Regions from separate parts of the Mus musculus genome. Here regions 1 and 3 are each linked to region 2. The links are chromatin loops, found by intact Hi-C in ENCODE. Cell type or tissue: left cerebral cortex. All regions are shown on one strand.

Evidence for each region. Hi-C counts contacts between places; a loop is a spot of excess contacts. Peaks named below come from ENCODE experiments on the same cell type or tissue, not always from the same donor. Only the 100,000 strongest peaks of a DNase experiment are listed, where the experiment ranks them.
Region 1: a loop joins it to region 2, with 2.2 times the contacts of the local background. A loop is called at or near these places in 7 of 42 quality-filtered maps.
Region 3: a loop joins it to region 2, with 4 times the contacts of the local background. A loop is called at or near these places in 6 of 42 quality-filtered maps.

The regions. Positions count from the first base shown.
Region 1 is chr14:76,478,904-76,481,403 of GRCm38, forward strand. All of the region lies in intron 1 of Tsc22d1 (TSC22 domain family, member 1), which reads left to right. Among named protein-coding and RNA genes, the nearest start is that of 4930444M15Rik, 41 kb to the right of the region's middle. In left cerebral cortex, a CTCF peak has its summit at 1,029 (motif pointing right); a DNase peak (open chromatin) is centred at 1,070.
Region 2 is chr14:75,898,324-75,900,823 of GRCm38, forward strand. The region is part of intron 7 of Gtf2f2 (general transcription factor IIF, polypeptide 2); the gene reads right to left. Among named protein-coding and RNA genes, the nearest start is that of Gm52138, 8.9 kb to the left of the region's middle. In left cerebral cortex, a CTCF peak has its summit at 1,396 (motif pointing right); DNase peaks (open chromatin) are centred at 1,431 and 2,201; H3K27ac peaks cover 1,862 bases.
Region 3 is chr14:75,961,477-75,963,976 of GRCm38, forward strand. All of the region lies in intron 4 of Gtf2f2 (general transcription factor IIF, polypeptide 2), which reads right to left. Kctd4 (potassium channel tetramerisation domain containing 4) reads left to right here. Exons shown (of 2, transcript NM_026214.3): 2 at 922-2,500. The coding sequence starts at 1,115. The coding sequence ends at 1,894. Among named protein-coding and RNA genes, the nearest start is that of Kctd4, 7.7 kb to the left of the region's middle. In left cerebral cortex, a CTCF peak has its summit at 955; DNase peaks (open chromatin) are centred at 991 and 1,857; H3K4me3 peaks cover 1,850 bases; H3K27ac peaks cover 2,171 bases.

The DNA of each region.
Region 1 (2,500 bases), 580 kb after region 2:
AGATAGTCAGTTTTCCAGTTTCCTTCAGATGGAATTGTAGAGCAGAAAAAAAAAGTAATGATCTCCCTGCTTCTCGCCTACAAGTTTTGTTTTGTTGTTTGTGAAGAACAAAACAGAACAAAGGAAAACACTTCGCCAAAAGATGGAATCCTTATCTGAAAAAAAAGACGTTTGGAACAGATTCTCCATTTTTGTCTCTGTAGCTTTTGTCCATCCTGTCCAGGTTTAATAACTAAATCCTTGGAAGCAGGAAGTACATTAGCACTGTTCTAAGAGTTTGTCAGTCCCTTAGGCCGTAGGATTATTTCCTCCCCAAGGTGGACACGCAGACTGTTATAGGAACCCGGAAAGGACCAGACCCAGGGCCATCGGAAGCTCTGTGGATCGCACTGAGCCACATTCACAAGGAGTTTCTGTAACCTGGCAGCCCATGTTCTCACAAGAGCCACGGCTAACCCTCAGCGTCAAAGGAGGCTGTGTTTCCCCAAAGGCTACTGCTTTCTGAAAAATCCATGACTGCAGCAGGTACTCGGAAAAAGTCAATGGTTTTTTCTGTCTTTTATTCGCTATTTTAGACCAGGCTCTTTTGTGGCAGTTTGTTATCAAGAAGTAATGAGTAGATTCTTCTGAGAGTTTGGACTCATTGCAGTCTAATTATGAAATAGTAAAGATTGTATAGGAATTCTCCTTCATAGGGTAAAATTGGTCCAGTGGTGCTGTTGGTGGGCAGTGGAGTTGCCGTGTTGTGTTCATTAAGCATAGGTGGTGGCTATTGTAACTAAGAGGGGATGAGACCCCAAGTTTATTCCACTATCTACGGGAGCAATTCTGCTCATGTCTAAAGAGAAACTTTAGTTTTGATTCCAAATGATTTCACTAAATAAAACATTAATAACAACCAGTTGAATGAATGCTAGTGGACCTCTCCACTAATATTTAATGTTTTAGAATGGATATGTTATCTTGATTACTGTTTTTTAATATCTAGTATATTTTAGTACATTTAGCTCGGAGGTTGTAATTCTGCATGTGTTCCACAAGGTGGCAGGCTTGTATGTTTGTAGGTTCCCTTTGGTTCCGTGCAGAGCAAGCTCGTGGTTATGCAGAAATCAAAGTTTTTCTGTTAAATGTTAACTGTTTTATATAGCAGAGCTTTACAGTTTAACTTTTATGATGGAATGCTCTCTGAGCCTCATCCCAGGCTTTCCTGGTGTCTTAAACGGTACAATGTAGTGTGGTTGTTATCAGGAAACCCTCTAGATAGCAGTGACTGCGTAGACTAAGGACTAAGATGGAGCAGTGAGGGGTGGAAGGGAAGGGATAGAGGCCCTGGCAAGGGCATGCACCTGGGCAGTTAAACGCTGCCTGATTCCATCTTGCTTTTTTTTTTTTTTTCCTTTATTTGCGTTAGTTTTCCTATTAATAATGCCAAGTGCTGGTCTCTAGTCTAGTGTGATAGAACATGGCTGCTTTCTGCAAAATTAAATAGCACACAGTGGCAGGCCAGCCCTGCCTTCTCTCAGGGGTTTTGTCATATCGGTTGAGGGGAGGAAGGCACTGTGACGTCTTGAGTTTTATTTATCACAGGCCACTGTGGCAAGGTGACACACCGTGGTGCTGGGAGAGGCGTCCTGTAGATGTAAGGTCTCATCTAAAGTATGCTAAGGGGTCTTTCCTGCAGTCCTTGAGCCTCTCGTGTGTAGACAGTTTGTTTGGAGGAGATGACACGGAGTACGGGGGTGGCTCACACTGAGTTTGGCTGTTCAAAGCAGTTTGTGGTTCTGGTGACACAGCATTGGGTAAGTCGTCTGTCTCCTGGACCAGAACATTAGTGTTCATCAAAGCTTCGCTCTTCCCTGCTTCCGGGTCTGTGGTGGTTTTGTGAGTCTGTACGGTAGCCAAGTTGTCTACTGACGTTGTTCCTGCCATTAGTTATTTGCATGTTTTTCCAGTCTTAATGTAATTTATAGGTGCTGGAGAGATGGCTCAGCGGTTAAGAGCCCTGACTGCTCTTCCAGAGGTCCTGAGTTCAATTCCCAGCAACCACATTGTGGCTCACAACCATCTGTAATGGGATCTGATGCCCTCTTCTGCTGTGTCTGAAGACAGTGACAGTGTACTCATACATAAAATAAGTAATTCTTTAAAAAAATAAAGGTAATACATAGAATTCACTGGCCCAAGATTAAGATCCTATCTGTGGTTTCATGAGCGCTGAGAGAGCAGTGGCTAAGGTACTGATGATTCAAGGCAGCCCTCTGCTTTTCTGGGTCTCTGTAATGTCCCAACACTGGCTCTGCTGTGGATTTTACACATGGCTGCAGTAGTTATCAAGTCATGGGAGTGTTTCCCCCAGTGTTGCACTGGCTGCACTGTCTCTTACACGCACACTATAGAGAAGCCACCAGCCGTTATGCAGGAGCTACGTTTTGCCTGACCATGGACCATGGACACTTGAGCCTCTCTTCCCAGCTTTCCCTAGTAGCAGGACTCTTAACCT
Region 2 (2,500 bases):
GCAGGGAATAAAATCGTGAGCCACACCCCATCTGACCTAAGATGGATCTTCTGAGTTTCAGACTACCCCTTCCCTGTGGAATAAGGAAAGGGGTAGCCTGAAACTTTGTGTTGCCCGAGCCTGCCATAGCAGAGAGAAGACTAAGAACGAGAGGGCGCAGGCTTCCTGTGCTCGGCTTACATTATTTTATGTCCCCAGAACCTGCTTCCCAAATGATTACTGGAGTCGTGGAAATTAAGACTGTGTTAAGTGGACTACAAAACCCTGCCTTTGTTTGCCAAAGCCCACTGAAGCACCCATTGACCAATAATACAAATGACAGTAACCTCTAGAAAAGAAAGCTAATTATTCACAAGTGATGTGTCCTGCCAACCAACCAACCAACTAACAAACACCCCACCCAATCCAACTTCTGAGTATCTGCTTCAAAGAACTAGGCACAATGTCAAGATGGCTCTTCTCACTGCAGGAGGATATATAATTCACCAAAACGAGAGGCACTAATGGTTGAAGAACTCCTGTCTAGATAATATTTGCACCGAATGCACTACTACCCAAACCACATTATGTGTGAATCTTTAACAAACCCCTGTGTGTGCACATATGGACAGGATTTTACTCTGTAGCCCTGGCTGGCCAGGAACTCTCTTATGAAACCAGCTAGCTTCAAACTCAGACATTTACCTGCCTCTGCTTTCAGAGTACTGGGATTAAAGGCATTTGCCACTATGACCCCTCCCTTTATAAATAGGGTCTGACAATACAGCCTAGGCTAGCCTGCAACATTCTATGTAGACCAGGCTTGCCCTAAACTAGGGGAGATCTCCCTGGCTCTGCCTCCAAGTGCCACCAGACCCAAACTGTCCTTGTTTTTTTGAGACATGGTGTCATTAGGCGGTCCAGACTGAGCTCAAATTTGTGTTCTTCCTTTCTCTGTCCAAGTCCCTAGCCAAGATTCTGAAGATCACGCTATCTGCTCCGAGGCTGTTACAGCTCCCACACTCCAGGGATTTTGAGCTCTTGATATCCTTTGTTCTCAGAACCTCAAGGGGCCATGTTACCAAATAGTCAAATCCCTACCTGCTGATCTGAAACAATGGAGCACAATCCATTAACCCACAGATAGGCTGCCATCTAGAAGTTTGTTTCTTTTTGAGACAAGGTCTCACTATGTAACTCTGGCTGTTCTGAAACTCTCTCTGTAGACCAGGCTGGCCTGGAACTGAGAGATCAGCCTGCCTCTGCCTCCACCTCCTGAGTACTGGAATTAAAGGCATGCACCACTACTACCAGGCTTGTCTTTTAGAAATGTAACAGCAGAGACTAGAGCTCGGTGAGGTCACTGGAAAGCTTAGCATCTGTCTATTGGACAGCCTTCCACAAACAGGCCCCAGCAGGTGGCAGCAACGAGCTCAATGAGGCCTGGGTTCCCCAGGCGGTTTGCCTGCCTCCCACACCTTCTATAGTTGGCTTTGCTAAAGGCATGAGTGTGAATGAGTAAGCATTTAGGCTTGGGCAAGCAGGTAATGTGCACGTCTGCCATCTGCTATTTCAAATTACACTTGAAAAATGGGGCACTGTTCATAAACTACTTTCTAATTAAACTGGATTCATAAATGGAAAATGATGGGTTAGGCACAAATGATTTTCAGTTTAGGTGCCAAGAATGACATCTTTGTAAAATTCCAAAGAATGGTTCATTGTGAGGCTGCTAAGATCCTGTTGCACAAACAATCACACAGTTGTGGATGGATAGCAGTGGCCCAAACACAAACAGCAATCACCAGGAGCATTTCAGCAACCCAGAAAAAAGCAGCTCTTCTAACTCCGAGTTCTGTGCTTATCTGTAATCTTAGCCAAGAAAACAGAAAAGCCAGAAGAGGGGTCAACATGACATGGTAAGAAAGTCTTCACTGGGGTGGAGAGAGGGTTCAGTGATGAGAGGCTAAGCTCACAACCAAAAAAGTTTTCATTCTACAAACCAGCCGTTCCCATGCACTCCTCTTTCTCTTGGTAATGTAGCCCACGGACTCACTACAAGGAGGGAATGAGATGACCACATTCTACTCACCTGGTCAAGTAACAAAACAGAATCAGAACCATAGCACCTGACTAGGCCACAACTCTGCAGGGTTGTTTTCAAATTTCCTTAAATTTTAGGAAGTTTTAGGACTAGGTGCAAGCAGCCTGTGATTTAGTTTCTCTGCTGCCAGCCAGCCAGCCAATGCAGTTCTTTTCTTCTCCAGCTCTACCAAACCTAAGAAGCCTGATCTGCATTTTGTCAGATATTTCAGTGATAAGCATTATTTACATAATAATAACTCAACTGAACTTGATTAAGAACAGCTCAGACAGGGAGATTACCACTCCTAAGGCTTTCAGTAAGTTAATCACAAACCCTGCTTGGCATCTAGTTACAAAAACTGGCCCTAAAAGCTTAAAGCAAGTGCCCACTGTGTGCCCAGGTGGTGCAGGGGAATGTGTGTCTTCTGGGGTACCA
Region 3 (2,500 bases), 63 kb after region 2:
GTTCCTCAGGGTAATTTAGTAGACAGGTTGCTCAAGTAATGCATACTGGAAACACACCCAGATTTCTATATCTGGGGCTCTGATTCTAAAAGTATAAGCTCAGAATCCTAAAATGCTCTGGAAGGCATTTTTAAAGACGAAGGGACAGGAATGCATTCAACTCACACTATTCTGTCACTCTCTGTGAGACAACAAGTAAACCCGAACTTGCCCACGACACTATAACAGAGTAGGCATGTAGAATCAGCTTTCTCTCTGAATGTACATGGCTACATGGCTATAGCCTTCTCTGCAGCACTGAAGCAGGGTAAAATGAGCTCATGGATTTCTTACAGGAAATTGTAACTAACAAAATGTGAATGAATACTACAAAACCAGTCTACATGACTTTTTTCAACTTTTTAGTAAAAAAAATAAGTAAATAAACAACCTTGTATGAAAAGAAGTTATGCAAACTTCTTCTCATTTAACAAAGAGACCCAAATCCAAAACACATACAAATTCAACTAAATTCAAATTCAGTGTCACAACAGCAAGCCTAAATACTTTTGTCTGGGTCTACAACACTGCAAACACTATACTTTTATAGGAAAAAAATCTATATGCTAGTTTCTTTCACCTTAGGACTCCTATTATGATTTATTTGAAATAATACCAGTGCAACACATTCTATTTCCAAAAGGTGACAGTGTAACTCAGTATTAGTCTAATGACTTACACTAAGCAATGCCTTAGACCTTTAGAAATGGACAGAAATTCTTATTTACCTGGGAATTAAAGTGGAGTGGCAGTTTGTTAGAGGAAAGTCAATTTGCCCTGAATACGTCTCCTTTACTCATAAAATAGACATAGAAATCCTTTTGCAACAAATCCCTTCCCTGATACAGTTAAATGCAAATTCTCTTTTCCGTCTTACTCCAGAAAGCTCCTGCATGCATAGCTGACACGCCACCTACTGCAAAACCCAGCTGCCAGCGCAGGCGGTGCTACCAGCATTTCATTGCATCGCCAGGCTGGGAAGGAATAAAGGCGTGCTTGTGTGGTAGTGTTTCTTTTTTAAAAGGAAAAAAAAATCTCCAAGCCAAGAAGAACAAGCTGAAATAGCATCTTGAAAATGGAGCGTAAAATAATCAGAAGAGAAAAGGAAAGGGAGTACGAAGGGAGGCACAACAGCGTGGAAGATGCCGAGCAAGGCAAGAACTGCAAATCCACGCTGATGACCCTCAACGTTGGTGGATATTTATATATTACTCAAAAGCAGACACTGACCAAGTACCCAGACACTTTCCTTGAAGGTATCGTAAATGGGAAAATCCTCTGTCCATTCGATGCTGATGGCCATTACTTCATAGACAGGGACGGGCTTCTCTTCAGGCATGTCCTAAACTTCCTACGAAATGGAGAACTTCTACTACCCGAAGGATTTCGAGAAAATCAACTTCTTGCTCAAGAAGCAGAATTCTTCCAGCTCAAGGGGCTGGCAGAGGAGGTGAAATCCAGGTGGGAAAAAGAACAGCTGACCCCCCGAGAGACTACTTTCTTGGAAATAACAGATAATCACGATCGCTCACAAGGACTGAGAATCTTCTGTAATGCTCCTGATTTCATATCAAAAATAAAATCTCGCATTGTTCTGGTATCCAAAAGCAGGCTGGATGGGTTTCCAGAGGAGTTCTCTGTGTCGTCAAATATCATTCAATTTAAATACTTCATCAAGTCTGAGAACGGCACTCGACTTGTACTAAAGGAAGACAACACCTTTGTCTGCACCTTGGAAACTCTTAAGTTTGAGGCCATAATGATGGCTTTAAAATGTGGGTTTAGACTGCTGACTAGCCTGGACTGCTCCAAAGGGTCAATTGTTCACAGCGATGCACTTCATTTTATCAAGTAATTACCTGTCTCATGAACAAAGGCAACAAGCATGCAGCCAGCAAGCTTCAGAAGCCACAGAATCAAAGGCATCCCAAACAACGTGCCCAGCCAGCTAGTCCAGAGCCCGGCTGCTAAGCAAGTACTGTGAGCTAACGGTATGTAAATCTATCACTAAAGATGTCCTTCTCTGGGGTGTTCTGCCATCACATTTCCACCGACAGTGAAGCTGTGGTCTTCTAAACTGTAAATAAAGACAATGCTTTTGCTATTTATTTTTTTTTTTTTTTCCCTTAAGCTGTCTTTCAATGAGAATGTCTTGGGTACTTCATCTATCATTCACTACTGCAAATGCTAACAACATACGATTCAAAATCTTTTCTACTTAAGAGCAAAAATCCATGAAGAAGATGAACTGGTTTATAAAATAAACATGGAGAGCAAAATAAATGTACAGAGCTACCTAAAGCAGGGGTAACAGTGAATCAAAATGTGACTGTAAAACACATTCGAGCTACTGATTTGACTTTTAAAATAGCAGGCACCAAAAGCTTTATTATAGCTCCTGTATTTCATACTAGAATTATGGCTAAATTGATATTTTGCTGAAAATTTCTAGGAAACTGCT